Regions from separate parts of the Homo sapiens genome. Here region 1 is linked to region 2. Evidence: read pairs that join two places in POLR2A ChIA-PET (ENCODE). Cell type or tissue: HepG2. All regions are shown on one strand. Links, peaks and the distances in the headings refer to the core of each region. The heading gives the core; the rest is flanking DNA. Region 1 holds the start of LOC124904071 (a long non-coding RNA gene). Region 2 overlaps ENPP7 (ectonucleotide pyrophosphatase/phosphodiesterase 7).

Evidence for each region. ChIA-PET counts read pairs that join two places held together with the same protein. Peaks named below come from ENCODE experiments on the same cell type or tissue, not always from the same donor. Only the 100,000 strongest peaks of a DNase experiment are listed, where the experiment ranks them.
Region 1: POLR2A ChIA-PET joins it to region 2 with 13 read pairs; 16 of 35 experiments call an interaction of 5 or more read pairs at or near these places.

What each region holds. Positions count from the first base shown.
Region 1 is chr17:79,803,408-79,818,025 of GRCh38, forward strand. It overlaps LOC124904071 (a long non-coding RNA gene), which reads left to right and starts at 5,190. Exons shown (of 2, transcript XR_007065928.1): 1 at 5,190-5,579; 2 at 8,972-9,072. RefSeq lists silencers at 886-985, 6,665-6,744, 6,945-7,064, 8,165-8,344 and enhancers at 5,726-5,855, 7,730-8,255. In HepG2, for the core only: CTCF peaks have their summits at 5,453, 5,812 and 8,116 (motif pointing left); DNase peaks (open chromatin) are centred at 5,454, 5,824, 6,854 and 8,064; H3K4me3 peaks cover 926 bases; H3K27me3 peaks cover 5,790 bases.
Region 2 is chr17:79,736,217-79,750,834 of GRCh38, forward strand. It overlaps ENPP7 (ectonucleotide pyrophosphatase/phosphodiesterase 7), which reads left to right. Exons shown (of 6, transcript NM_178543.5): 4 at 825-1,044; 5 at 1,700-1,846; 6 at 5,578-6,003. The coding sequence ends at 1,830. Among named protein-coding and RNA genes, the nearest start is that of ENPP7, 13 kb to the left of the region's middle. RefSeq lists a silencer at 5,747-5,916 and an enhancer at 11,471-12,410. In HepG2, for the core only: CTCF peaks have their summits at 5,897 (motif pointing right) and 10,114 (motif pointing right); DNase peaks (open chromatin) are centred at 5,915, 6,885 and 10,125; H3K4me3 peaks cover 1,846 bases; H3K27me3 peaks cover 1,793 bases.

The sequences.
Region 1 (14,618 bases), core at 3,141-11,140, 67 kb after region 2:
CTGACAGGCTTGGCCTGGCGGTTACGAGCCACGGTTGATGAGCGCCCCTCCTCCCGTGACCCAGCTCATGAGAAAGGCGGGGAGCACCAACCCTCCCACGGGAAAACACGGGGAGAGGCTGGGCGAGTCAAGGAATGGTGGCACCAGAGCCTGGGCGCAGAGAGGCAGCTGGACCTCCTGGGCTCCCTTGAGCCGGAGCTCCGCCAGGGTGGGCACTTCTGCCTCCAGCGATGCTGGGTGCCACAGTCCTCCCGCCTCCTCCTGGACCACACGCGGCTCTCCAGAGTCCCAGGGAAGCTCCAGGGACTCCTCGGACTCCGCCTGGCGCTTCCCGTTTTTTCATTTCCTACCCCACCCCCATGCAGAAGGAATTGAAGTGACTTTTTTGCTGGGACGTCGGGACCTCAAGTCAGTTCCAAAGTGGGAGTCTCTCAGCCGGTGCCGTTCCCTTGCGAGATTGTTAACGCCAAGAGCCACAGTCCAGCTTCCCCTTTTAGAGATCAGAAAATCCTAAGTGCAGGGCCTGCCGGGTCATTCGAGAAGGCACAAGCTGCGGAGGCCAGTCTGGGGCCTCTCGCAGAACCTCGGGGAACAGAGGCGTCTGCCGGGCCGCCTACCCTCCGCAAGAGTGGGCCACGCGGGCGGCAAACCCGAGGGCAGACGTTTGGGAGCTGACCGAGAAAACGCGACGGTGCCGGCGAGGTTCTGGGCGAAGCCTCGGCGTCCTCCACTGTGGTCGACGCCTTTCCTCGCAGCCCCGGTACAGGGCTTCCTCGGTGCACCCCTAGCCGTTGCCCCGGGAGGAGGCGCCGTCTGGGACACGAAGGGGCTCGGCTGGCGTCGAGGCTCCGCGGCCAGAGCGCGGCGGCTCCGCGCACGCCCAGAAGCCGTGTTGCCGGTTCCGGGGCTGCCGGAAAGCGTGGGGCCAAGCTGCTGCTCTGTGCCCGCGCAAGCGCCTCGCTACCCGGGCGGGACCTTGCTCTCTCCGGCCGCCCTGGGCCGAGGGGTGGCTCAGCATCGTGGGGGCGGACGCAGACGGCCACTCGGCCGGGACACCGTCGGCCCGGGAGCCGTGATGCCTTTTCTCTCTGCAGCTGAAGCCTCCGATCGGTTTCCCCGCCCTTCTGTAGGAAATCAAATTCAGGGAACATGGTACCGTATTTACCCGCACAACTTCCTCCCTTGACATTTTGCACTCTCGAAGTTGGGGCAGAAGTAATTATGCAAACATCTGGGGCTGTCCCGCGCCGCTACCGGCACCGTCTTATTCATCCTGAGAGCCGCACTCCCTCATTTGCATAATAATGGCTTATCTAGAATAACACAGCAATCAGAGGCAAAATTAATTTTCTTCAGCTAGTCCTTGAGATCCTAAAAACAGAGGAGGCTTATGGCAAGAAAAGCCGGTTTAGCAGAGGGTGTAGGGTTCCTGACCAGGACCAAGGAGAGAGAAAGTTTAAAGCAGTGGAAATGTGATGTTCACGCTGAGTTTCTGTATTTTTCTAGTTTCAACCTCAGAGCTTACTTTTTGGCCAAACGGATGAAGGGGTAAGCCACCGTGGAAGTCCCAGCAGATACCCCCACCATCGCCCCATCCATCCTGGGAGGTTCGGTGGCCCTCGAGGCAGAGACATGGACTGTGGCTGGGGTATTGGGGGCAGATGTTCAATGTGTTGGGGTGTGGAGAGGGTAGATTGGCAGCCTACTGAGGATTAAAGGGGTGTCCTGCAAACCAGCTCCGGGGTCTGGGTCCGGACCTTCCAGGGACTCAGTTCCGCACCCTTTGAACAGATCAAGACAGAGCACTTCCTTGCTCTGGGATGGTCGCCTCAGCCACCGAGACAGCAGAAGTCGTTGAATTCAAAGCAGAATAAAGGGGTGCGTGGGTGGCGGTGGGGTGCCTTAAGTGGAGGAAACATCTTTTATACATTAAAAAATCTTCTTGATCTTTTTTAATACGCAGAGGAGTGGGAGGAGAAAATCCACAAATAAATATGGTAAATGAATTTGGACCAGAATTGTAATTGCAGGGCCACTTTCAGGGCAATTCCGGGCTCCAGACAATTTTTGCAGTAAAACGTGTTTCCTCCGAGGGCACCATTCTCACTTTTGCAGTCACAGAGCAGAGAGTGAGAGGAGCTCAAAAGGGCTCTGCAGCACCTCCCGTCACCCCTCTACGGACAAGAACGTCCTCTCTCTTGGAAAAGATGCAGGTTTTACGTTTAATGAGAAGGTGCCCACAGTTCAGGCTTGCAACTAAGAAGTTTGGTATCAGTCTTAAGTTCTTTTTTAAAATGAGCTTTTAAATAGTTCAGGGTTACAGGAGGAAGCCTAGGAAGGAATTGCTGTGAGTAGAGCAACCTGTGGGTGAGATGGGTAGGGGGAGGAAAAATGGGTGGAAGATCTCAGTGACACCTTCAGATGCTGTATTGGTGGGAAGGGAGGAGGGTGCCAAGGGACTGTAGGGCCTGGAAAAGGGAGTGTCTCTGGAGAGCCGGGCTGCTGGGTTGGGAGGGATAGGCCTCATTTTATCTCCTTCCTCTTCCCTTTGCGGTCATTCCCACTGCCCTTTTGAGGCAGTCTCTAACTTTTTTACACCACCCCGACGGTGCAGCCTGACTTTAGAGGTATCATCTCCTTTCCAATGTGTGTGTGTTCGTGTGTGTGTGTGCCTGTGTGTGTGTGTGTGTGTGTGAGAGAGAGAGAGAGAGAGAGAGAGAGAGAGAGAGAGAGAGACAGAGCGAGAGAGAGATCAAAGTTTCCCTAGGGGAAGGGGGCGCTCTGGGGGAGGGGCGCCCCAGGATACCCGAAGACTCCAGCTGTCCCCAGGTATTTTCCCAGCCAAAAACCTCAGGGGGAGTTGGGATTCCAGGCCTTCCATTCAGTCCCAGGTTTCTCCCTCAGTTTCTCCCTTTTGGAGAGTAGGGAGGACCTGGGATGAATAGAAGAGGAAGTGGCCAGCAGGGAGGCCTGCAGGGGTTACCAATTCTTCTGTTCCCTGAAACCTTTTCTTAGGTCTGCAAGACAGGATCTCTGGCGGACCTCATTCTCCAGCCTGCTCCAGGCATTATACGAGCTCTGGGATGGGGGTGGGCAGTCCCTTGGGGAACTGTCCTCTCTACCCCACCCCCACTCTGTCCCAAGCTGAGGGGAGGGGTTGGACCTCTCCTCTTGAGGGGGGCGCCATTCAGCCTGGAAGGGCCTGAGCAATGGGAAGGGTGTCCACTGGATAGGGGTGCAGGACACTGGGCTTCAGCCTTGGAGTGGTCTTACAGCTCCCCAGTGAGGGACAGCGGGGTGGGTACAGGTCCCTCTCAGGAGTCGGGAACATCTAAGAGCATATCCCCAAGTCTGACCCTCACTTTGCACAAGTCTGGTGTGCAGTGGTGTCCAGCCGAAATGAAGAAGGTGGGCACAGGTGGGCATGGGGGAGTCGAGGGTCTTCAGGAGCAGGTGGGGCCATCGCTGGCAGAGATCACAGAGATGTCGTTCCCAGAGTGAGGGCATCGAGTGTAGGGAAAGAAAAGGGGAGAAAGACAGGAGTGGATGTTGGGGGAGATGATTTGCCACGGCAAGACAGGGCAAGACTGAGTCACTTTCTCCCACAGCTCCTGTTGGGTCCTTCGGCACCTGCAGTCTAACCCAGGTGCCTCACCAGCTGCCTCTCTCAACACTGACTGCCCGTCCCTTCAAATCGTGGGACTAGTGGCCAGTGGAATCTGGGGAAGTGCCTCACGTGCTTGCACCACAAGATCAGGTCTCTCTCCTGGAAATCAGTGGTCCCACCTGCAGAATGGGCCAGTTCTTTCCCATTTTGTTGCTATGACAGGCATCTGTAATGGACCCACAGGATCCCAGGAAAGCAGGACTCCATACTACACACACACACACACACACACACACACACACACTTGCTGTTTTTCCAAGATGAGAAAGGAGTCCTAGGCTCGGTTTCTTCCGCAGCTTCTGTGGGTTCACGCATCCCCTTCCCTGGAAGGAAAGTTTCTGGGGCTGTCTACATGGCAGTTCCAAGGATGCCCTGGGAAGTGGTGTGTGAAGGGTTGCAGGGCCCTGGATTGTCACAGGGGGCAGGGCAGGGCAGAGGGTGGAGCTAGGCAGGACTGGAAGAAAGTGTGCAAGGGCAGGAAGGGGGTTGGATCTGATACCCACCAACCACTCATCACGGCATCTGCGAGGGAGTGCTGGGAATACCTGTTTCTACAGTGGCTCAAATGGACATGATGTGTTATGGTGTTTGTATCCCATTGGTATCTAGCCTGGCACAAGAGGGTGTACCAGAGTGCTGGGAGTGGACAGATGTAGCCACCATCCGCTGAGTGAGGGCTGCTCTGAGCCAGGCTTTGTGCTGGAGGTTTACGGGACTCTGCTTCTATTCCTCATCACAACCCTTAGAGGGAGGCTCCATTTAAAGATGAAGACACAGGCTCAGAGGGTTAAGTAACTTGTTAATGACCAAGTTAAGTCACAGGACAGAGCTCAACCTAAATCTGTCACCCAAGAGTTGAGGAGCCTAAGGGGAAGCTTCAGGGTAGCTCTTGCTGGTGTGGAACCAGGCACCTAGGGGAGCCGGGCATGGCTGTGCTGCGCTAGGGTTTGGAGCTTGGCATGAAGAGCAGCCTGTGGCAATGTCACTGGCTATGGCCAATCCCAGCCTTTGGCGGGACCAGGAGCTTAGCAGCCTGAGACCAGAGACCCACTGGCTTTTCCAGCCTCTGTCCAGCTGCTCAGGGAGTAGGACTGGCTGAGATCAATGGTAGTCAGTTTCAAGTCCCCATGCTAGGGCTCCTGGGTTCCAGGATTGACAAGCCACATTGACACAGAAGCCCATGCCTGGGCTGCTGCTGAGATGCACCTGCATAATGCATAAAACAGTGGATTGGGAATGAAATCCAGGCTTGCTCTGCCCCTGGCTAACTGGGTTACCTTGGACAAGTCTCTCTCTTTCTCCCTGCAAAACCAGCATTCGGAGCAGGCAGCCTTGGGGCCGCCAGTCTGGTCTCCATGTTCGACACCTCGAGATCATTCGTGTAGGCATATGAGGGTTTTCCTGAACCTTTTGGAAATACTTGTTGACTGTTGAGTGCTGACCACTGATGCACATGCCCAGGGCAGTACACAGAACCCTGGAGTTTGTGCCTGCCCAAGAAGCTAGGGACTCCTAGTAGGAGTGGCAGATTCCTGTCCCAGATACACCGGGTACTGGCCACCATTTTCCCAATGATGCCAGGCCCAGAGCTACCAAATACCTACTAGGAGACACAGGGTGGCAAGAGGAGGACTCCAGGGGAAGGCCTGTGTGACTAGGCTACCATTCCAGGCTCAACTCTGGCGAGGAACAATCTAAGGTGTGCTCCTCCCTCCAGCCCCACACTGCTGGCAGCAAGGCTGCAGCTCAGACTAATTCCAGGTACATTCTATAGGTGGCATCATGCTACTGGAAATGGCCTCCTTGGAGAAAGAGGCTCTCTTGTCAGCATCTCCAGGCACTGGCGAGCCGAGGCAAGGTTGACACAATCACAGTCTAAACTGCGCGGAGAAGGACACCTGAGGGGCGATGGGTATGTGCTGAGGGACAGTCCTCTCCATATTAGGGGCCACTGCTCCAGGTGCATAAGCTTCTTCCGTGCCATCCACCGGTGAGGCCTTGGGGCCTGTGGGTGTCGGGGGTCTCTCCTGCCTTCTGCCACCCGTGGGAGGTAAAGGCCTCACTGTGCACCTGGTGGGGGTGCTAGGCGGGCTACCACTAGGTCTACAACAGCATACACCTGCACCAAGTCGCCTTGCCACCAGGCTGCGTGAGAGAACTGGGTCAGTGCACCACGTGTCCTAGCCAGAGAGGCCCCTCCACACTCCCTGGACATCCTGGGGCCACTTTCACCGTCCAGACCCTTGCAGGGGCAGCTCAGACTCCTCTTCCGTGGGCAAACAGACCAGCCAGAAGTGGGGAGAGGGAAAGCAAGTGGGGCGTCCTGTTCGAGACGGACACTGAGGTCACCAGCACAGGCAGGCGTCAATCTGACCAAGGAGACCAGGATCTCAGGAGGCTTCACCCAGGACCCACCGCCCCTCTGGCAGAGAATCCCTGAGATGACTCCTTCCTTGCCCAGATCCGGCCCTGATGGCTTCAATCTTCCGAGCTGGGGGGCCTGTCCCCTATCCCCCCAGCCTCTTGCAGCCTGCCGTCAGGAGCAGGGCTGGCACAGCGACAGAGAAGAAAGGTGTGACAGCGACACCTCTCACCTCTCCCTTCCACCACCTGGCTGGCTCCAGGCCGCCCGCGCCTCCAGGGCACAGAGCCAGTGGGTCCTCGTGGCCACTGTTCCCGGCCTCCTGGCGCTGAGGCTCCACGCAGCACTCTACCGGCGCCTCCCCCCGGCCCCCGCCCCCCGCCCAGACCCTAGGGCTTTTCCCCTTCTCTCCCCCAGGCGTTCTGCTTGGTTTGCCGGGATCCCAGGCGTCTGCTCAAACTCAACACGGACTGGCTCACATTTTTTTAAACAAAAGCAATTAGATTTCAATCCCGGTTCATCTGCATTTGCACCTCCAAATGGGGGGGCAGGGGGAGAGGGAAAGGATGGGGAGCGCGGCGGCGGCGAGTGGCACCTTCCGAGCGCTGCAGCTGGCCGGGCAGCCATTGCGCCGGCCACATCTGGCCCGGGCTGAACGGCCGCCGCGGCCCCCTCCCCGCCGGCTCCCGGGGCCCGCGCGCCGCAGCCCGCTCGGCGGCGCGCTCATCGATCGCCGGGGCCGCGGCCGGGCGAGCGGAGAACAAGGTATAGCCTGTATTTAGGTTCCTGCCCTTATATGGCGATGTGCGCGAGCGCCCGCCGAGCGGCCGCACCATATAAGGGCACGCGGCGGGCGCCGGGCTGAGCTGGTGCGCGCTCATTGGCCCGCGCGTCTCTCGGCAACCGGCTCTCACGAGTGGAAACCAGCCAGCCGCCCCCGCCCGCTCCCCGCCCCCTCCCTTTCTTTCTCCCCGGGTATCTCCGCTCCTCGCCTCCGCACCCCCTTCGTTGCTTAACCCCCCTTTTTGCCTGTACCCTCTCCCCAATTTTTCTTCCCGCGGCCTTCCTCCTCCCTTTGCCTCGTTGTCATTCTTCTCCCGTGGCCGCTTGGCCTGTCCTCTCCCGCTCCGCGCACGCTCCCACTCCCACCCCACGCACCCCCTCCCCAAACCCGGCGAGCAACGGCGGAGGAGCGGGAAGGCCCGGATGCGGGAGGGGAGCTTGTGTGCGTGTGTGTCTGTGCGTGTGTGTGTGTGTGCGTGTGTGTGTGTGTGTGTGAGAGTGTGTCGCTGCCGCAGTAGCCGCTGCAGCATCAGGTTCACTGCGTGCACGCACGGGGCTCTGGGAACAGTCCGAGACCGCCCCCCCCCACCCCCCTCCGCCACCTCCCCCCTAGATAATCAGAGCAATTAGCTGCAAAAGAAATGTGCTTCCGAGGCTAGGGAAGTGCTAAATCATAAACAGCCCTAGATACCTCCAAATTAGCATCTCCCAGGGTGTCCCTTCGGGCTGGATTTCTGAATGCAATCATAATAATGGTAAATCGATGTCTCATTTAAAGGTTACTTTAAAAACCTGCCAATTGTTGAGGAAAAAAAAACCCCTGCGTGCGGGGAGAAAAATGCACTAGGAGAACCACTCTGGGGTTTCCAGGCAGAATGCAGTGGAGCGGTGGCTGCGGGTTGTTGGTCAGGTGCCCAGCGCCGGGCCCACCCGCGGGATGGGAGCGGGCGAAGAGAGAAGGCGTAGCTATTCCTCTGGGGATAAGGCTCTCGATCGCCTCAAACTCAGGCAGAAAGGGCACTGCGGATTCGGGGGCGCCCCTCGCCCCCTCCCCAACCCGCCGAGGCGCGCGCACGCGCACGCATGCACAGGTGTCCGGCTGACCCCTCTGGGGCTGTCACGGTTCCGGCGCGCGTGTTCTGGCGACGCCGTGGGGGCCAGAGCCATCCTCTCGGGGACCCACTCCTGTCCTGAGTTCACCCAAAGGGAACCGCTAAGACAATGGACACCCTAGTGCCCTTAGGGACTGTGCCTGTGACCGAGCTCGCCTCTAGGGCTGCCGCCTGCGGGAGGCGCCCGGCGATGCCCCCTGCTGGGCAGCCTGCGCCTGGAACACCGCGCAGGTGGGGGTCGCGTGGGAGGGCCAGCTAGAGTGGGGGATGGGGACCAGGGCGCGATGACCAGCGCGACCTCCGCCCGTCTTGGGCATCCTCCCTTACCCTCGTCCTCCTTCTCTTCAAAATCTCAAATTCCCTAACCTGGTCCCTACCAGAGGAAGGTGGTGGAAGCGGGCACTGCCAGGGAACGAGGGTGCTAGATTGGGGAGGGCGCTGCCTGCTGGATCGAGTTAGCTTCGGCCGCCTCCTCCTTGCTGTTTCTGCGGAAGGAAGCGCTGCGGCGGCGGCAGCCCTTGGTGCCAGCATGTATCCCTCCCTGACCTTAGCTGAGATTCGCTGCCGCGGTGTTTTGCCCAGAAGAAAGCTGTTTCCCTCCAGACTAGGGACTGGGGAGTGCCCTTGGGGCGGAGAGTTTGCCTGGGTTTTCGCCCAGCGCCGGACCTCTGCCATTGAGACCTCTTCAGGTCCTGGAAAATCCATGGATACCCGGGTGCTGCCTCTTGGTGCCCCCGAAGTACACCATCCCTGACCCGCTCTCCCCACGCCCATTTAGCCAGGTCATTTATAATAGATCCCCATCTTCAAGTTTCTGCGTGCTTAGGTACATGGATTCCTCCGCCCAGGTGGGGGAGGGGGAATGCGGACCCCCGGATGTCCCCCGACTTCTCTCTGCACAGGGACGTGTCTCAAATGCGCCTTTTCTTCTCTGTTCTTAAACCCCAGGAGCAGAAGCGCTCCCGAATCTGGAAACCCCTTTTCCTGACCTGTTGGCTCCTGGTCCCTGGCCCCTGCCCTCTTATACACTGAATTTGAATTTTCCAGGCGCTGGTGGTGAAATCAGAAGAGTCGAGAACGCAGCTGGCGGAGAGGGATGAGAGAGAAACTTGCAGAAAGGGAAAAATAAAGCACCAAGTCTACAGGCACACCTCTCCCCGGCCGGCCCGGCCCGCTGGGGCCTGGGTTCCTTTGGGTTGGGGAAGTGGGGGTACGAACCCACGCGGCTGTGCCAAGGGGTCCCAACTCCGGAGTCCAACCCCACCCACCAGTCCTCTGTGCGCACTTTTCGTTTATTTCTCAGCAGTCTCAGTCCTGGAGCTCCTGGGGCGATTTCGTCCCCTGCCCTGGTGCGCCCCCGGGCCCTGCCCTGAGCCCATGCCCCAGGCCGGGTGTCCAGTTCACCCTGAGCTCCCCTTGGCGCCCGGAGAAGGGTGCTCGGGCCCGGGTGCTGGGGAGCGGCGGGGTGGCCGCCGGCGCCTCTTCGGCGCGGATGGCTCTCGGCGGGGCCGAGGAGGGGGTCGCAGAGCGGCTCCCCGCCGAGAGGAGGGTGGGCGCTCGGCACCTGCTGAGCTACGGTGGTGGCTGCGGTTTATGGCGCCCGAGGATCCACCCGGATCTTCTCCGCGGAGTTCCGGGCTTGGCTCGTCTGTAGTCAGCACGCACACAGCTTTGTTATTTGTTATTTTTTTAATTTTTCTGCGGGGAGCATCGGGGCTAGCCCGCCCAGCTCCAACGCCAGAGGGTGTGGGGGAGACTGATTTCTAAATGGGTGGGAGCGACACACGGTCACCGAGGTCAACACCCCATTAACATTTCCCCACCGGAGCGCCGCGACCTCGCGAGGGCACCGGGCACCGGGGTGGGGGTGGGGACAGACCGAGCGCGCCCTTCCTGCGCAGTCCCCGGCCGCCCCCACCCCGTGCCCCCTCTGCCCGCAGGTAACCGCCCCTCCCCCGCTCGCCCCGCGGCCGCCCCCGCCCGCTCCCCCGGGAGGGTCCCTGCGCCCGGCCGAGCGTCCCCGGGCGGGCACCGAGAGCGGGGCTGGGGGCTGCGGCGCCCGCCCCCGCCGGGGCAGCGTGGCGACTGGCGCCGCTTTGGCAGCCATTTTCTGCAGCTGCCGCGGCCGGGGCTCTGCGGAGTGAGGCGGAGGCTGCAGCCGCCAGACAGAGGCGGCGGGGGCGGCGGGCGCGGGGTCACCGGCGGGGGGGCGCCCGGCGGCCGGAGGGGGGCGGGCGGGCGCTGTCGCCGGTGCCCCCGCCCCTCCCCCTGCTGCATTGCAGGCAGAGCGGGGCCGCTCCGCGTGGCGAGCGCCTGCGATCCCACCCTTTCCCCGCCATCTTGTACCCCGGCTGGCGCCTTCCCAAAGCGGAGCTGCCGCAGACAAAGCCCGCCCCGGGCCGGCGGGGGCCCCTGCAGCCCACCCGGGCTGCGCGGCCTGGGGGCCCCCGAGGCCCGCACCCTCGCCCCGCCCCTCCCGGGGGCCGGCGCGCCCCCCCTCGCCCCAAGGGGGGCTCTGCATGCGGCGACCACTCACCCAGCCCCAGAGGGCCGGCCGGGACCCCCCCTTCCACTCCCGATCGCCAGACTGGACCCGCGCCCAAGCCCCAGCACCAGCCCACCCTGGTTGCTGGAAGGAGTAGGGGTTCCCACAGGCGCGGCACAGATGAGGGCTGGGGACTTTTTCTAGCTCTGGGTTCCTTCTCTCTTCTGATGGGGTTGGGGGGGTCACTAGCCCTAGAGCCCCCATCGCCCCCTCCTAGGGCCAGCCCCACGCGCCAATTTTCCCACGGAAGAACCGCAAGAAAGACGGCAGCGTGGGCGGCTCTCGAGACCCCCCCCCGCCCCCCCGCCCAGCAGCTGCTGAAACCGGGAAAATTGGGCACTCCATTCTCTCAGATGGGAGCACTATCGCCTCAATCCCCCAGCCCTCTCGGTCCTTTCCCTCGACGCTCCTACACAGGAACTCGGGACCTAGGCCCTGGGCTGCTGTGTGGGGAGTGAGGCACCTCTTCCTCAGCCCAGAAACACCGAGAACCCGGTGCCTAGCAGCCTATGTTATCAAGCATGCCACTCCTTGATAGGAAATTTGCTCCCCAATGATTCCATTTTCCTGTCTCCAAGTCCTCAGGCCTGGCATTGGGATGGGAGCATCCAAGGTCCTGTCCACAACAACCGATCGTATTTCCTGGGGACAGCTCGACCCCCAGGGGAGCACGTGGCCACCAGCTCTGCCGCCTTCCTCCTCCTGAGACCGACCCTAGGAGTCCTCGTGCCCCAGTCTACCTAGACTCCCAGGAGCGTCCGGCCGGAAGAGACAGTGGGAGATGAGGAAACTGAGATTGGGAGGGGGACGTGATGGGGTAAGGCCATTCCTAAGGCTTGTGGCAGAGCTGCCTCTTCACCCCACCCCCATTTCTTTCAGATGCGGAGATCAAAGCCCAGGCTCACTGGTGGGTCGGGAGCTCACTCCTCCAAGTACACTTGGCCAACCTCGGGGAGCCCGGCGGCGGCGGGAGGGGCGCGGGCACCTGGGGGATGGGGGTGGGGAGCGGCCAGTCTGCTGGTCCACACCTGAAAACGGGGTTTCCCCGACCGGATGCCTGCCGTCCCCCCGCCTCCACTCTGCGGGGTCGCCTGCTAGGGTCGGGAAAGGACCCTCCACCGCCACCCTCGGGGTTCGGTCCTCCCCCACCAACGTCTGCCAGTCCGCGTGGATTCCGAGCCCGGCTCCGGAAACCAGTCTGACCACTTCGCCCATTTCCCAAGCCTCCCCGGGCGGCGGCCGGCCAGCTTCCATGGTGCGGTGAGCCAGGCTCGGCCGCCGCCTCGGCCGCCCTGCGATGAATGGCTCTGCCCAGAAGGCCGGCGTCCAAGCGACGCTCCCGCCCGCGCGCCCGGGGCCTCCAGGCCGCTCCCCGCCCCGTGTCCCCACATTGCGAAACGGACGGTCGGATGCTCCGCTCCAGGGCCGGGGTCGCCTGTCCCCTGCCGACCTGGCGCAGAGCCGCCTTCTGCACCCGGCCCCGTGCCGCCCTGGGGTTGCTTACAGCCGGGCTGTGCCACCGAGCTGAGCCCGGAATCGAATGGCGGGCCGCGGAAAAGGCGGCCAGGCCCGCAGGGGCGACTGCTCGAGGTCCCAGAACAGCGCCCGGGGAGCCCCAGGCCGGCCTCGAGGGGACCGCGGGCGGGACAGGAGGGGAACAGCTGGCATCGGCGCCCGGCTTCAGCTGCCCGACTGCGGTGGGCGGGTAGGCACGTTCCCCCGCAGCCACCCGCGCACGGGTTTCCAAGGCGTCAAGGGCAATTCACCTGGTCGCTGCAAGAAAGCGACTGCGCCCCCACGTCCAGCCAGCCGCCTTGTCCATGAGAACCACCTGGAGGGCAGGGTCCAGTGCCCGGGTGCCACCCGCCACGTGGTGACGGCTCTGGGATGGCACAGGCTCGTGCGTGGCCGCCGGGCTGCCGTCTCGGCCCCTGTGCGGGTCTGCGCTTTGGCGGCCGCCGAGCCGAGGGGAGAAAATGGCCGGTGGCGCGGGGCCCGGCCGAGGGTCGCGGGAGGGCTGGCAGGCGCGGCCGCTGGAGGGGCGCCGCTCTCAGGGCTCGGTCAGGCGGCCCCTGCGACTCCTGGTGCCCGGCTGGGACACGTGGGGCCGGCTTTGCGGAGTCAGCAGGGCCAAGGTGCGCGGGGTGCGCTCCCCCCCGGAACCCCGCCCCTTCTCACCCCATCTCGCTTTTTTGGGAGAGGAGAGTGGAGCCGTCAGCACCCACTGGCAGTGTCGGTGCTGTGCTGGGAGTCCTCCCAGACCAGCCCACTCCTCCTGGTTTGAGCTTCCGATCCATCCCTACTCCTTTACGGTTCTTCTTCCCCGTAGTTAACCTGCGGAGAGGAGGAGGTACTGTCTCCGCACAAGGTACTGCGGAGGTACCTTGCGGAGGAACCTTGCGGAGGAGGTACTGCGGTGGGGAGGCAGGGGGGAGGCGCATCTGCCTCCGCACAAGGGGTCTAATGGCTTGCTTATTCCTTCTAGGCCAGGTTGAAAGGTTTTTAAAAGCAGGTGGGGGTGCCAGGATAGTGAGAAAAACAAGAAAAGACACTGCTTTTTACCCCATGCGGGGCAGAGCTGGTCTCCTTTCTGCAGGTGTTGAGGGGAGTTGAGTAGGAGCCCAGAGCTGGTACAGGCCCCGTTTAACGTGCCCCCGCAGAGTGAGGGCTGGGGGTCACCCCATAGGCAGGGGAGCCCTTCTGGGAGGGAATTCCTGCTTAGGTGGGAGGTTGACCTGAATGACATCTAGGTCCTCTACCTCCCAGATGCCGAATTTTCAGGGAAGGAACCAAATGGATGTATGGCCCATGCCTGGGTTTGAATCCCAGTTCTGGCCTTCATTCCTCCAGGCCTCCATTTCCTTGTCTGCACTATGGGGCCATGGTGAGAACTCTGAAATAACACCAACTGCCTGGTGCTTGGTAGGTGCCACATTACAAAAGCGGTGGGAAGGAGGCCCTTTGGTTTCCATGTCGGTGGTCATGTCCCACAGTCCCCGTTGCCATCCTGATTATGGAAAACTTCATTTCATGCTCCAAATGTTCCTCAATTCCTGGCACTGTTCTAGGTCCTGCACCCAGGCTGGTATGAAAAAGGTGCCGAGAAGGTCCCATGCATCACCAGCCTGGAGGTAGCAGCAGAAGGGAAACCAGTGCCTCTGAGAGTGGGCAACTGTGCCCCATCCACCTCCTCTTCTTCTTGGAGATCTCAAGATAAGACAAGAGACATCAACCTGGGATTGGGTTTCTGGGCAGAGAGTAAAAGTGAGCTCCTTCTGCCTGTGCACGCAGCTTCCCTCGGTACTGGGATAGCCGAGATCCCTTACTAGAAGCAGCTCACAAAACCTCCCCCAGTTACTGGGATAGCCCAGACACCTTCCTAGGGCAGCAGCGGAAGAAAGAAGGGGACAAAATACCAACGACCAGAAAGAAGAAAGAACTTAGCCTCAGTCACCAGCCACTGGGAGCTGATAGTAACTGAAGGGATGGAAAGCCCTCTGGGACAGTTTTAGTGGGAGCCCTCCAGAGCCTGGAGAGACTGCAGGTGGAGCAGGAAGGTGGGGAAGAATTAGAGCAGTGACCCCGGCCACTTTTGGCCTCACGGTTCTGCACAATGAGACATTGCTCATCTTCAGAGAACCGTGCCATTCTGGCCATCTGGCATCCTAGACAATTTTCCACTGTCTCTCAGTATCCAGCCATCCAGCCATCTAGCCTCCTAACTACTTCTCTGTGCTGGTCCAGCCCAGTGCTCAGAGTTAGGATATTTTTATGAATAAAACAGACCTAGCTTCTGCCCTCGTGGAGCTTACAGCGTGGGGCGAAAGGAGACTGATCAAAATGCCACACACATGTAATTTACAACCTTGGGAAGTGCCAAGAAGGGGAAGTGTTGGGTGCCACTGAGAACATTCACAGAGGTTAACCTGGGGCTGAGGTGGAGGAAAGGTCAGATGGAAGCTGTCTAACCACCCTGGGCTTCTGGCTTAGGATGTGTAGGGCTAGCAGCTCAGCCCATGAGGTTGTGTCTTGAACTTGGGTATTGATGGAATAGCTATAGAAACAGAACAACCATGAAGTGAAGATGGTGAATGAAGATCCTCTCATCAGCTTGCGATTGCATGACAGAGGAGGCTGCAAGGACACTCA
Region 2 (14,618 bases), core at 3,665-11,664:
TTTTGTAGAGACAGGGTTTTGCATGTTGGCCAGGCTGGTCTCAAACTCCTGGGCTGAAGCGATCCTCCTGCCTGGGCCTCCCAAAGTGCTGGAATTACAGGGGTGAGCCACTGCGTCTGGCCTCTCCTTCCATCTCCATAGAGGCACTTCCTGTTTCTAGCTGGTCCCCAGTTTGAGGAGTGTCAGCACCGAAGGGACACTTCCTTCACTATGCGGTAGGGTGTGTGCACATCTGTGTGTGCCCTCCACATTCAGGCACCAGGCAGTGGGAGTGTGTGTGCACGTCTGTATCCATCATGACCAGGCACTGTGTGATAGGCGTGTGTGTGTGTGTGTGTGTGTGTGTGTGTGTGTGTGTGCGTCCTACGTGTCCAGGGTAAAGTGTAGAAGTCCAGCCCCAAGGGTGACATGGAAGAGGTAGGAAAGAGTCAGGAGCCCAACCTCCCCTCAGCAGACAGCACAGGGATGCTGAGCCGGAAGCGAAGCACAGATTAGGGAGCAGACATCCCCGGAAAGGAAGTGACCGATGGGAGGCAGCGTTCAACACCGCACAGGCGGCAGGCCCCGAAGCCTGGAGCTGCCCGCTCCACTCCCATTTACTCAGGGTCTGGTCTCCGTTCATTTAACTGGACCTTCCCTGAACTTCACTCTTTAGGGTGACTGATCTTTGGAGGCTCAGAATTCGGGGAAACTGAGTCTTGGAACCCCTCCAGCCCTCACGTTGGTGCTCCTTCCTAAGGGGGTGTTCATAGGGTGGATAGGGTAGGCGGAGAGGGTCTGTTGCTCCCAGCAAGGACCCAGGACCCTTGCCCGCTCCCCGGCAGAGAATTAACGTCCAGTTCAACAATGGGGAGCACGGCTTTGACAACAAGGACATGGACATGAAGACCATCTTCCGCGCTGTGGGCCCTAGCTTCAGGGCGGGCCTGGAGGTGGAGCCCTTTGAGAGCGTCCACGTGTACGAGCTCATGTGCCGGCTGCTGGGCATCGTGCCCGAGGCCAACGATGGGCACCTAGCTACTCTGCTGCCCATGCTGCACACAGGTGAGGGCAGGGTGCCCCAAATCCCCGCCTGCTCTGGTGTGTACACGTGTGCACACGAGGGTGCCTGCATGCCTGTGACCAGGACACCCTTGAGCCCCAAGTGGGGCCACCTCCCCTGGCTTTGGAGAACACCAGAATCTCTCACATTCCCACAACACGTGACCTCTCACGAGCACCTCATGCATCTCGGGCGGCACGAGAGGGCGAGGGGGAGGAGTGGGCAGTCTTGCTCAAGAAGGGGCTGGAGGGAGCGAGGGTGGCCCAGGCGGGCCTGCTGTGCAGAGCCCACCTCCTGGCTGCTGGATCCCCACTCCCCACTCCCCACCACAGCAACCTGAGGGCCTCCTTTCTGGAATCTTCCTGTATCAGCCTCCCACACACACACCTCCCCACTGGAACCTGCCCCATCTTGGGGACAAAGGCCACCTGGAAACTGACAAGGTGGCGACCCCGGCGGGGGCCTGGCTGGAGAGGGGTGGGCTCTACTGAGCAGGGCTATGAAGGGCCGTGGTGGACAAAGGCCATGGGACCAAGGGGGCGGTGAAAGAGGAAGGAGGGGCTCGTGGGGACCAACAGAGGACCCCGAGTTTACTGTGGAGAGGCTGGGGTGAGGAGCCATCCCTCTCTCCCTCACAGGTCCTCTGGCTTTCCTTAGAATCTGCTCTTCCGCCTGATGGAAGGCCTACTCTCCTGCCCAAGGGAAGATCTGCTCTCCCGCCCAGCAGCAGGCCCCTCCTCGTGATGGGACTGCTGGGGACCGTGATTCTTCTGTCTGAGGTCGCATAACGCCCCATGGCTCAAGGTCAGAGACCCAGAAGGCAGAGGCGGGAGGGTGGCCCCACGCTCCCTGACCCTCCACCCTGATGTCCCAGCTACAGTCCTAGGCAACCAGAACAGAGCTGCCAGGCCCCGCCAAGCAGGTGACTCCCACTGACCTGGCTGCCCCAGAGAGGCCATCACCCCTGAGATCCCGAGGCTGACCCTTCCAGCCTCTCTGCTCTGGGCTTGGAGGAGGTCTTTCCAGAGCAGACCACCCGGACCAGTGGCCAGAATTCCCACCCTCCCCCAAAAGCCAGAACTCCCTCAGCCTCTGGCCAGAGCTGCTGCCTCCCCTCCTTCCTGCCATCTCTGTGCTCCACTGGGATAGCTCGGAAACCGTCACCTGCGGTGCATTTGGGAGGAGAGCTCTGGGGCTGTGTTCCTGGAACTCTCCAGGAGCCTCCTAGGACACGCATGAGGTGTGTTTGGTAGGAGAGCACCAGGGCTATATTCCTGGAACTCTCTGGAAGCCCACCTCTGAGGACACGCGTGGGGTGCATTTAGGAGGAGAGCTCTGGGGCTGCGTTCCTGGAACTCTCTGGAAGCCCACCTCCAAGGACACGCGTGGGGTGCATTTGGGAGGAGAGCTCCGGGGCTGCGTTCCTGGAACTCTCTGGAAGCCCACCTCCAAGGACACGCATGGGGTGCGTTTGGGAGGAGAGCTCCGGGGCTGTGTTCCTGGAACTCCCCGGGAGCCTCCGAGGACAGTGCTCCCTTGTCTGTCTGTGCAGCCACAGCCTCCTAGGCCAAGCAGAAGAAAGTCATTCATTCATCCCGAAAATATGTAACGGGAGCCAGCTCCATGCCACGCTCTGGTCTGGGCTCAGGATATGCAGCGAACAAGACAGTCCAGGACCTGTCATTTAAAGGTGCAAGAAAGCAGAGAACACAAAAGCAAATGAATCCACGCACAGAGTGCTCAGATGCTTGTGATGGCAAAGAAGAGACGGCCACAGGCAGGGACGAGGCAGGCGCGACCTTGTCATTTGCCCGGCCTGGAATGGCCTCTCTGAGAAGGTGGATTTAGGGAGAAAACCAGAATGACAGACACACCAGAAGAAGCCAGACACACCAGGCAGGGGAAAGAGCCAGGGACAGGCCCGCGGTGGGACAGGTTCGGCGTGTTTGGGATGAGACAGAAGGCCAGTGTGCCTGCAGGTTGGCACAGAGCGAGGCTCTAACAGGAGCTGACCACAGCCCCAAGGCAGGAGGTTGTGGGATGCACAGCGGGGAGCCCCAAGCTGAGGTTACACAGGGTCTGAGGTTGATGATTAAATGAGTGGCTCCCACTGCTGGGCCGGGGACAGAAACGGGAGCAGGAAGTGGCCAGTTTGGAGGTGGCTGCAGGACCCAGCCGGACATTCCAGTGGCGGGGTGGAGAAGCTGCAATGTGCACAGATTCCAAATACCTTTAAGAGGCACGACATTCGAGGTTTGTGGACAGATTATGTGGGAGGGTGAAGAAAATGCAAAAATGAAAGATGGGTCCAATGCTTGGGTCCTGAGCCACTTGCTGACATGCTAAACTGTTGGGGACAGGAGTCGGGGGGGCCGAGACTTGTTTCGGCCGTGATCAGCCTCAATGCCGGCGACGCGGCCACGTGCAGCTGTTCCTGGGCACAGGTTGTGCAGATGAGTCCACAGCCAGGGATGCAGTTTAGTCTGGCAATTTAAATTTGAGACTTGTCAACACAAGCTATGGGACTCAATGAAAGCCCCCAGCCAGAAGGAGTGGACTGAGAAGAGATGGTGACCACACCACTCACTGAGAAGGCGGGGCTGGTGAGACAGGAAAAGCCAAGAGCTTGTCATGGGTCAAGAGGGGAATGAGGCCAGGTGCGGTGGCTTCCGCCTGGAACCCCAGTACTTCCAGAGGCCGACGCAGGAGGATCGCTTGAGCCCAGGAGTTCAAGACCAGCCTTGGCAATATAGTTAGACCCCGTCTCTGTAGGAAATTTTTTTTTAATTAGCTGGGCATGGTGGTGCGTGCCTGTAATCCCAGCTACTGGCAGGGAGACTGAGGTGGGAGGATCGCTGGAGCCCGGGAGGTGGAGGCTGCAGTGAGCCTTGTTCCTGCCACTGCACTCCACCATGGGCAAGAGTGAGACCTTGTCTCTACAAAATAAATCAATGAAAGAGAAAGGAGCGGGTTTAGGGTTTAGAGAAGTAGGAATGTGGAGATGTGTGTGGTGGGGAGGACCATTCATGCCAAATGTCACATCCGGAAGGGGACCAGAGGACCCTTCAGCCCGAACCCCTCAGGCAGACGAGGATGCTGGAACCCAGAGGCGTTAGCTGACTGGTCCAAGGGCACCAAAGAGTGGCTGGTGGTGTGTAAATGCCAGTTTTAAGGTCCTGGTCCCGAGTACTTTCAGCCACAACGCCTGCCTCTCTGTGCTCAGGGGCTTGGGTCCTGAAGCAAGTCTTCCAGCACTAGGCAGGGAAGTGATAAGGTTTCCATGGCGCTAGAGTCCACAACCATTTGTTCTCCACATTAACCAAGAGAGGGACTCAGAAAAAGTCATTATTCAGACTCACACACAAGGAAATTGAAGCACAGAAAATCAAAGATCATGTGACTCTGCATATTCTCACACGGCTTTTCCCCAGAGGAGCAGCCACGGTGGCGTCCCAGCAAACCTGCTCTCCAGATCCCCCTCAAAAAGCCCTGCTGTTGGCCCTTACCCATTTCTGCGGCGTGAATACTCCCACCATGGCCCATTTCAAGCTACCAACGTGAGGTCACCGAACACAAAGTAGGGAAGAAGCCCGCAGAATCATCTTTCACAAGCAGCATCTGCTGGGCTGAGCAGGTTGCTAAGAGCTGGGGGGTCCGAAGTTTTCATCACAGCCTGGTAAAGTCCATTTGGAACTAGGCTGTCTTCTGTGGCTAGCTTCTTTTCTTTTCTTTTCTTTTCTTTTTTACACAGATTCTCACTGTGTTGCCCAGGCTGGAGTGCAGTGGTGCAATCACAGCTCACTGCAGCCTCGACCTCCTGGGCTCAAGCAATCCTCCCATCTCAGCCTCCTGAGTAGCTGAGACTACAGGTGTGCACCACCATGCCCAACTAATTTTTTAATTTTTAATTTAAAAAAAGAAAAGCAAGCTATGTTGCCCAGGCTGGTCTCAAACTCCTGGCCTCAAGCGATCCTCCAGCCTTGGCCTCCCAAAAAGCTGGGATTACAGGCATGAGCCACTGGGCCCAGTCCCTTGGGCCCATTTCTTTCCTCTGAAGCTAGTGTTGAAAGTACATGTGGCCAGTTAAAGGCACATTGTGGAACGGACGCAGTCCTTGCCCTGACTTTACAGAGTCCTCCTTCCCCAGCCAGAAAAGCGGGCAGAAGACTAGGGGAAGCTCTTCTGCCTCCTGGGATCCGCACACTGCCAGCCAGGCCTGGGACAGTGCCCACCCCTCCCCTCCCAGCCCTGGGAGAAGGGTCTGAAGCCTGACATCAGCACGCCACCCCCATGTCCACACCTGCCCCGCACCTGTGCCCTCCCAGGAATCCCTACACAGGCCCTTCTCAGCGCAGCCTGGTAGGGCCGCCCCCTTCCACTGCCTGCCGCCCCCCCTCCCCCAGCCCACCATCCTGTTTCCCACGACCCCTCCCTCCCAGTCCAGCCGCACCGCTGCTTCACCTGTCCCACCAGACCTGCCCTCAGCCTGCCCCATCCTCTCCTCCCAGACCAACGCGTGCTGCTTGCTCTTCCAGGAAGCCGCCGGGAGCTGCCCGCAGGCCCTGGGCCGGCTGTCTCGCTGCGATGCTCTGCTGGTCGCGGACGGACCCTGCCTCCCCAGCTTATCCCAGGCCAGAGGCTGCATGCCACTGTCCCCGGCAGCGCCAACCCCTGCTTGGCTGTTATGGTGCTGGTAATAAGCCTCGCAGCCCAGGTCCAGAGCCCCCGGCGAGCCGGTCCCATAACCGGCCCCCTGCCCCTGCCCCTGCTCCTGCTCCTCCCCTTCGGGCCCCCTCCTCCTGCAAAACCCGCTCCCGAAGCGGCGCTGCCGTCTGCAGCCACGCGGGGGCGCGCGGGAGCTCTGCGGGCGCTGGAACCTGCAGACCCGGCCTCGGTCAGCTGGGAGGGGCCCGCCCCGGCACAAAGCACCCATGGGAATAAAGGCCAAGCCGCGACAGTCAGCACGGGGGAGACTTTTCCCTAAAGCCTGCCGGTTTCCCGACGGTCCCACCATTGACCCCAGCGTGGGATAAATTTCTAACTCCTTGCCAGGCTTCACAAGCCCCAGGGACCCCTCCATTCTCGTTAGGGGTGGGCCCTGGTTGGACGGCTGGCCAGTCCTGGAAAAGGGGTGAGTTTCCTAAAAGGAAGGGGGGAAGGCATGAGGAGGCTTTTTGTGAACGATAGGGAAGCAGCATCTATAAGCCACGGTGCTCAGCAAGAAATCACGTTAAACCAGGCGGAAACACCGCAAAGAAAGTCGCGTGGATTGGCTCTGACACAGGACTGGGGTGGCCGTGGCCAGGAGCCGAGGGACCCTTCCACACCTATTCTCCTGTGCATTAAGAGCATAGGCTTTGGAGTCAGATAAACTCATGTTCCAGCCCTGGCCCCCCACCCAGATGCTGTGGCATTGGCAAAGCAGTTGACCCTCCCCAGCCTCAGTTTCCTCATCTGAAAAAGTGGGATAATGAGGACCATGCCTGCCTCCCTGGGGTACCTGAGAGTAAGGTGGACACATTGCGGGGAGGCTGGCACAGAGGCTGGCCCCAAGCAGGTGCTCAAGGATGGCAGCCCCTGGGAGGATTAAAATCCTGCCCTGGGAGGTGCTGGGTTTGTCAGTGCCACCCTGCATAGTAAACCAGCTGGGACACCAGGAGACACAGTCTTTGAAGTCTGAGTTTGTCAGATCTGCCTATTTCCCTGCCTCCAAAGCCCGCAGCCCCTAGCCCCCACCCCGGGTCTCCTGCTTCAGCTCCATGGAGTCTCCAGGGCCCATTCCAGCCTGCTCTCTGCAGCAGCCTGATTGGCTGCCTGGGGCTGAAGTCCTGCCTCAGCCTGAAGAGCCTGGACTTTGGCCTGGCCTGTGGGCCCCCTGCCCCACAATCCAATTGTTCTTCCTGGAAGGACTGCCCCGGTCCCCATGCCAGTGCCTGCAGCCACACCCCATGACACCCAGGCCAGCCACCCACCTGCACAAGCTCTGGCTCTGTGGCTGGGCTGGGGAGGGGAGGGGGGGACCCTCCCTGGACAGGCCCAATTCCAGTCTCAGCCCACCTCAGCCTGCCCCACCTGGCCAGAGGAGACCAGGTAGAGTCCACATCCACGTCCTCGGAGTGGTGAGCGCTCACAGTGCCGGCACTGCCACTGCCCAGTCTCCAAGAGAAGCCCTGCCTTCCTCTGAGCCCCCCACCACCACCACCACATTTGCTCAGCCCTGTTCATCAGCGTTGCAGGGACTGGGCCAACCAGAGCTGTGAGAATTGCCTCATCCACAGAAGAAGAAAAGAAACAGAGAGGAGAAAGAAAGAAGAGAGACAGGAAAATAACCAAGTCTGTCTCACATTCAGTATTCCATTGCTCCAGATGTCTGGTGTAACAAAGGCATCACCAAGAGAGTCCTGGTGGCTGGCCGAGCACTCGCTGATGGAGCTTCCGGTGTCAGGAGCATGGGGGCTGAGGCCTGGCTGCACGCATGGGGGGCTGATTTTCCTATCTGTGCAGCCCTAGGTGTCAAATGTGAGGGGTGCCACCTTGAGCAGCACAGTCCCAGTTCAAATCCAGCTCCCCCTCTCCAACACCTGCTCTGTGGCCCTGGGCAAGTTGCTAACCTCTCTGGGCCTGTCCTCCTCTGTAAATCCAGGACCAGTGGCAGGACCTGTCTCATAGGGTGGTCTCAGTGATAACATGAGTTAATATTCACAAACAGCTGCGAACAGGGCCTGCTACATGGAAGACCTGGGTGTTAGGAAGAGACAGGGCAGCAATTACCTTGTATCAAATTGTGAGAAAGTCATTCACTCTTATAGACTCACCTCCAAGCCTTCTTGCTTCTCTAGCAGAACGTCTCTGGTCCATAATCCCACCCCTAACAGGTGTCTTCTGTGACATGAAGAGAGGCACCAGGCTCAGAGCTCCAGCAGCCAAGCAACAGCATAGGATGGACGGTTGCCACAGCTTGATTTGCCTTGTGTTTGTTTTTATAATCACCTTCAATTTTTGGTTAGTGCTACTCATTTTTCATTGACATCTGTTTTTTTTCTTTTTCCTTTTTAAAATTAATTTAAGCGATTTTTTTTTTGAGACAGTTTCACTCTTGTTGCCCAGGCTGGAGTGCAATGGTGCAATCTTGGCTCACTGCAACCTCCGCCTCCTGGGTTCAAGCAATTCTCCTGCCTCAGCCTCCCGAGTAGCTGGGATTGCAGGCGTGTCATGTGCCACCATGCCCAGCTAATGTTTGTATCTTTAGTAGAGACAGAGTTTCAGCATGTTGGCCAGGCTTGTCTCAAACTCCTGACCTCAGGTGATCCGCCCACCTCGGCCTCCCAAAGTGCTGGGATTACAGGCATGAGCCACCATGCCTGGCCTAATTTAAGGGATCTCTTCATGGTCCTTAAAAAAGTCTTTTTTTTTTTTTTCTTTGAGACAGTCTTACTCTGTCACTCAGGCTGAAGTGCAGTGGCGTGATCTCAGCTCACTGCAATCTCCACTTTCCAGGCTCAGGTGATCCTCCTGCCTTAGCCTCCCAAGTAGCTAGGACTACAGGTGCCTGCCACCTGTAATTATCAGCATGCCCAGCTAATATCTGTATTTTTAGTAGACATGGGGTTTCACGCTGGTCTCCAAATCCTGACCTCAAGTGATCCACCCACTTTGGCCTCCCAAAGTGCTGGGATTACAGGCAGTAAGCTACTGCACCCAGCCAAAAGAGTCTTTTAAAAAATTAAATTAGCCGGGCACAAAGGCACATGCCTGCAATCCCAGCACGGTGAGAGGCTGAGGCAGGAGGATCGCTTGAGCCCAGGAGTTCAAGACCAGCCTGGGCAATATAATGAGACCTTGTCTCTACAAAAAGTTTTAAAATTAGCCAAGTGTGGTGGTGCATGCCTGTAGTCCCAGCTACTCAGGAGGCTGAGGTGAGAGGATCGCTTGAGCATGAGAGGTTGCAGTCAGCCGAGATCGTACCACTGCACTCCAGCCTGGGCAACAGAGCAAGACACTGTCTCAAGAAAAAATCATATTAAGTAACAAAGAATGAGCTGATTCAAAGAGAAATGTTGACTAAGTAATAATGAAGGTGGCTGGGGGACATGACAAACTATATACAAGAGGTTGGCCAACGGCAAACCTGCTGGGGGTCATCAGGCTCTGGCCTGCCTCCTCTGCCCACCAACCATGTGGCCAGCCCAAGAAGTTTCTGGAGAGTAGCACTGGCCTCCCATGGACAGCATCCAAAGATTCCCCCCAGTTTTCCCTGCCTAATGCACGGTGTTTCCCGGGCTATCAGATGACCAAGTTCAGAACTGCTCAACACCGACCTTGCAATTGACTATGCAAAGCTCATTTTACCATCGGCCCAACTGAAACAGACTCGGAAGAAAACCACAGGTGACACAAAGCCGTGCACTGCATATTGGAGCCACTTGGAGCTGACTGGGGACGAGTCACACAGACACATCATCCACACAAACCTGTCAACCCAGATCTTTCTCTGAATTTAGCCAGTCCAGGTGCTAGCAGTAACACACAAAACATCCAGGTACTGACTGGGGTGGTTCTTGCAAGGCAGGTCATACCACTGGGACACAGAAAGCAGGCTTGGGGACAGGCATGGTGGCTCACTCCTGCAATCCCAGCACTTTGGGAGGCCGAAGCAGGTGGATCACCAGAGGTCAGGAGTTCAAGACCAGCCTGGCCAACATGGTGAAAGAGGGATCACCAGAGGTCAGGAGTTTGAGATCAGCCTGGCCAACGTGATGAAACCTCATCTCTACTAAAAATACAAACATTAGCTGGGCGTGGTTGTGGGTGCCTGTAATGCCAGCTACTCGGGAGGCTACAGCAGGAGAATCACTTGAACCTGGGAGGCGGAGGTTGCAGTGAGCCAAGATCGCGCCACTGCACTCCAGCCTGGGTGACAAGAGCAAAACTCTGTCTAAAAAAAAAAAAAAAAAAAAAAAAAAAAAAAAAAAAAAAAAAAAAACAGAAAAGAAAAGAAAAGAAAAGTGAAAGCCAGCTTGGTTAGGCAGCCCCTCCCCAGTGGAGTCAGCTCTGTATACTGTCACCAGGAGGCGGCGCTCTTGGGCCCCTCAACACTCCTGGAAGCCTTCCTCACTTCCTCAGGCACCTTTTGAAGCAGTGAGAATTGAGAACTCCCTTCTGTTCCTCCACCTCCTCCCTCTCCTCCTCCTCCTCATTCTTCTCTGAAAAAGCTTCAGTCCTGCTCAGACCCAGCCTTGAGATAGTGATCAAGGATACTTGTTTGCTGAAGTCTTAGATGGACCCCCAAGTGAGCCCTGGTAGTTCAGAGAGGAGAACTGGAACCCTCAGGGCCAGGTTTTTCCGGGGAGGTGGGGAGGGATCCCCTGAGGGAAGGGATCCCCTGAGGGAAGGGATCAATAGTCCCATCCCTAGCACAAAGACCACCGTGGATCAGTGATTTCCAAATCTGAGCAAGCCTCAGAATCACCTTGTGAGATCTGGGGCGCGGGGGGCACAGGCACATCCACTCCCACACTCCTTAACCTGAAGGTCTAGGGTGGGCCTGAGACTCTGCATTTCTGACCAGAGCCTGCGTGATTCCGCTGCTGCTGGCCTGGGCCAGACACTCCAGAATCGCTGCACCTGATAAAGGTTATGGATAAATGAATGCATGAGGGAGTGAAAGCTGGTCCTGCCCATCCTCCTCAGGTTAAACGGATGAAAAGGCAGCACCACCCCTGGGCCAGGAACTGGGCAGAGGAGGGAGGGGAGCACAGGCACCTCCAGGCTCAATCCCAGTGGGGCCTGGCCAGCTCCTTCCCAGAGAGGCGCTGCTTGCTTATGCAAACAAGCCCTTTCTTTCCAGAATGCAGGGAGCACGGGCCCAGATTCTCTCCTCTGCACTGACGTCCGGCCTCTGTCAAAGGCAGGGACTTCCTTGGTTCACCATAAGCCTTTTCTTGTGTCCCGGGTCGGAACAGGAGAACCTGTAGGTTCATGTAACCGACAAGTCTGTTCGCGATGCCGTCCTGGGCTCCTTAAGGCCTGGGCTCCCCATCTTTAGTATGGGCGGGTTCATCTCCCACAAGCCGATCCTAAGAGCCAATAACCACGCCTGAGGCTTCCGACCTAGGAGCTGCAAACACCTGGCGCGGGGGACTCTCAGGGGAAAGAAACAGCAGGAATTACTCTGTCCCCAGCTCCAGGCCGGCAGAGGACCCGAGTGAGGTCCCCGGGTTCCCCGGGCAAGCAGCAGGGACCGAGGAGGGCACCGCGTCCCGACCCCTGCCCCGGCGCCCCACCAGGAGGGATGTCAAGGCGAGGGAGGATTCCCAGGGGTGCGTGCTGGGGCAGCCCAGTTCCTCCGCGGGCTTCTTTGGGACGAGCAGCCTCCCCTCCCCCACGCCCGCCTTCTGAGGTGCGCAGGGCCCCCTCCCCACCGCAGCGGCGCGGGGGCTGCAGGAGCATCTGTTGCCATGGTGACGCGCGGCGCTGCGCTCCTCGGATCCGGCGCCACCGCCGCCACCACCGCAGTCCAAGAAGCCGAGAGCTGGGGCTCAGGCGGGACCGGGACACCGGCATCCCGCACACGCGCCACACACACTGCACATGTGCGACGGGCATCCACGCACGCTGCACACCGGCACACTCACAGGCACACTCATGCGCTTGCCACCCCATCCCCCCACCCAGACACAGACACACAACACAACACACACGCACACACTGCACACACCTGGCACCGTGTGCACCACCTCATGCCACAAGCAGCCACACACCCCACACGCGCCCGAACAACACCCTTCACCCACACTGCACACGCTGCAGCCCTGTACACGCCACATAACACACGCACCCCACACACCCACTCGGGACCCCGACGCGGGTGAACAAGCGATGGGAACAGGCCCTCGGGGTGGGCCGTAGCGGGTAGGGCGGGCGGCGGGGGTCGCACCCGGGTCGGCGCACGCGCAGCAGGCTAGTGCCGCCCCCTCCCCCTCGCCGGCTGCCACGTCTTTGCCCTCTCCGCGGCCGGGCCCTGCGGGGCACCCTGGGTGCCCGACGGCCTCCGGGAGCGCGGTGGGCTCCAGCCCCGCACCCCGCGAAGGAACGGTCAGCGCAGTCCCCCGGGCCCTCCGCCCCTCGCCGGGCCTTGCGCGCCCCCCGCCGCCCGGAGCGCCTGAGTACCGCATCCCAGGGCGCGGCGCAGCCAACGCGCAACCCGCCCAGGTCAGGGGTGCCCGCGCCTGGGCCGCCGGCGGTGCGGTCCCGCAAGGGCGAGGGAGGGACTGGGCCTCGGGACCCCCATCCCCGGGATGCCTCCGTGCCTAGCCCGGACCGCGCCCTGGAAGAGATCGCCCTTCCATCCTGTGGGGTTGGAGGAGGGATGGGGCACCTCTGGGGCGGGGCAGGGACCCGGGCCCCTCGCGCACCCGCGGAGCCGGGAAAGCGATCCCCGAAGGCCCCAGTCTCTCCTGGCGCCTGGAGAACCCAATCAGGCTGTGTTTTTGGCTTTGGTTTTGGTGACAGATCACTGTGTGACTTTTGGCTTCAATGTCTGAAGAGGTTCAAACAGTGGAGAGACATAACCCTAAGAGAACTGTCCATCACCACGGATCAATTTACGTAAATGAGTTTTCTCACGGTCCAAGCCCATCAAAATAAAAACAGGTTTGGAATTGATTCTGGGCTCTGTCCCAGATAAGAAATAATATTTATCCAATGACATCTGAACCATTGGGAAAAAATACAATCCCACCCATCTCATTAAGAGATGCAGTCCAACAAAAATTTAACTTTTATGTATATAATAAACATATACTGCAATTTTAATATATTTATGCTGGTTTGATCAATTTAACAATTCAATTTAATATTCAATCCAGAATAAATTTTTTAAATACTGAGAGCCTTAGAGTCACAGGAAATAAAATATTTTAAATCTAAATTATGGTTCAAATATTGATATTTCTAGACCTGGTCTAATTCTAAAAGAATTTACTTTGATGAGCATTTTTGAGACATAGGTTAATATTTTTTAAAGTTTGAATAACTGATGTGCCTGTTCTTGTTGCAGACATATGCTTGGGTGAGCAGTGAATTACTTTCAAACATAAAAATATTTTTTATTACAATAAGGTTTTGGAGAAGAAATGAAACAGAACCCAGAGGTAAAGAAGAAAAGGATCAAAAAGAACCTGCCCTTTTATTGGGTCACATTGCTACCTTATTTCTATTTCATTGGATACACTTAAAAGGATTGCCCAAGGAAAACTGGAGGCAGATTGCACTTAGAAAAAAAAAGCTTTCTTGCAAAGGAGCCAGACTTCAGAAGGACTGACTCACCAAATACAAAAATCCAACAAGTATTTAAAGGGAAAAAAAATTCCCAAGAGAATCAAGGTTAGTAAATGTACATTCCTCTGTCTCTGGTGGTTAGCGGCAGCTTCCTCACGTGATTATGCTAATCCTAAAAGCTAGGACACCGGCTTGGAAAAGCAAAAGTCACAGCTAAAATTCTTGTTATTGTAGAGTCCAGGTCCACAGGAAGTAGTTAAGGTTTTATAATTTGGGGACTCTGTGATTTTTGGTTTCAACTGAAGAACTGTGACTTCTTCAATGATATTGGAAGCAGGATAAAATGTCAGCTTTGGCTTCTATAGAGAGAACAGCAGTTTTATTTTTTTAAATGCCAAAATTTACAGTACACTGGAAATCACATACTTTGCAACCATGTAAACTTCATGGTGGAAAAATGGTAGCTGTCAATCTTAAAAGGTGTCAAGGGCTATTATTTTTTTAAATTATTTTCCAGGCCATGTGGGTGAAGACACTTGGAGGCCATGACCCTAGGCCAGTTCCTTTTTGGACAGAAGAAGAAACTGAGGTTTAGGGGAGGAGAGTGACCTGTCCACTGTCCACAGCTGATAACAAGCAAGGGAGGCGGTGCAAACGCCCAACAGCCCAGGAAAGATGACACCCCCACCACCCATCGTTAGAGAAAAGTAAATTAATGCCACAGCACACCCCCTAGGATGGCTAGAACTTTTTATTTTTTTTAAAAAAAAGAAAATAACAAGTGTTGGTAAGGAGGTAGAAATGTTGCAGCCCTCAGAGATGGCAGGCTGGAGTGTAAGACGATGCAGCTTCCATGCGAATTCTGACAATTCCTCAGTAAGTTACACATGGAATAATTTATTGAATTATTGAAATTATTTGAATAATTTATTCAAACTTTTTTTTTTTGAGATGGAGTTTCGCTCTTGTTGCCCAGGCCGGAGTGCAGTGGCATGATCTTGGCTCACTGCAACTTCCACCTCCCAGGTTCAAGCGATTCTCCTGCCTCAGCCTCCTGAGTAGCTGGAACTACAGGCACACACCATCATGCCTGGCTAATTTTTGTATTTTTAGTAGAGACGGGGTTTCACTATCAGGCTGGTCTTGAACTCCTGACCTCAGATGATCCACCCACCTCGGCCTCCCAAAGTGCTGGGATGACAGGCATGAGTGAGCCACCGCGCCCAGTCTCAAACTTTTAAAAACAGTAACCGCGCCCAGTCTCAAACTTTTAAAAATAGTAACCAATGTCTTTTAA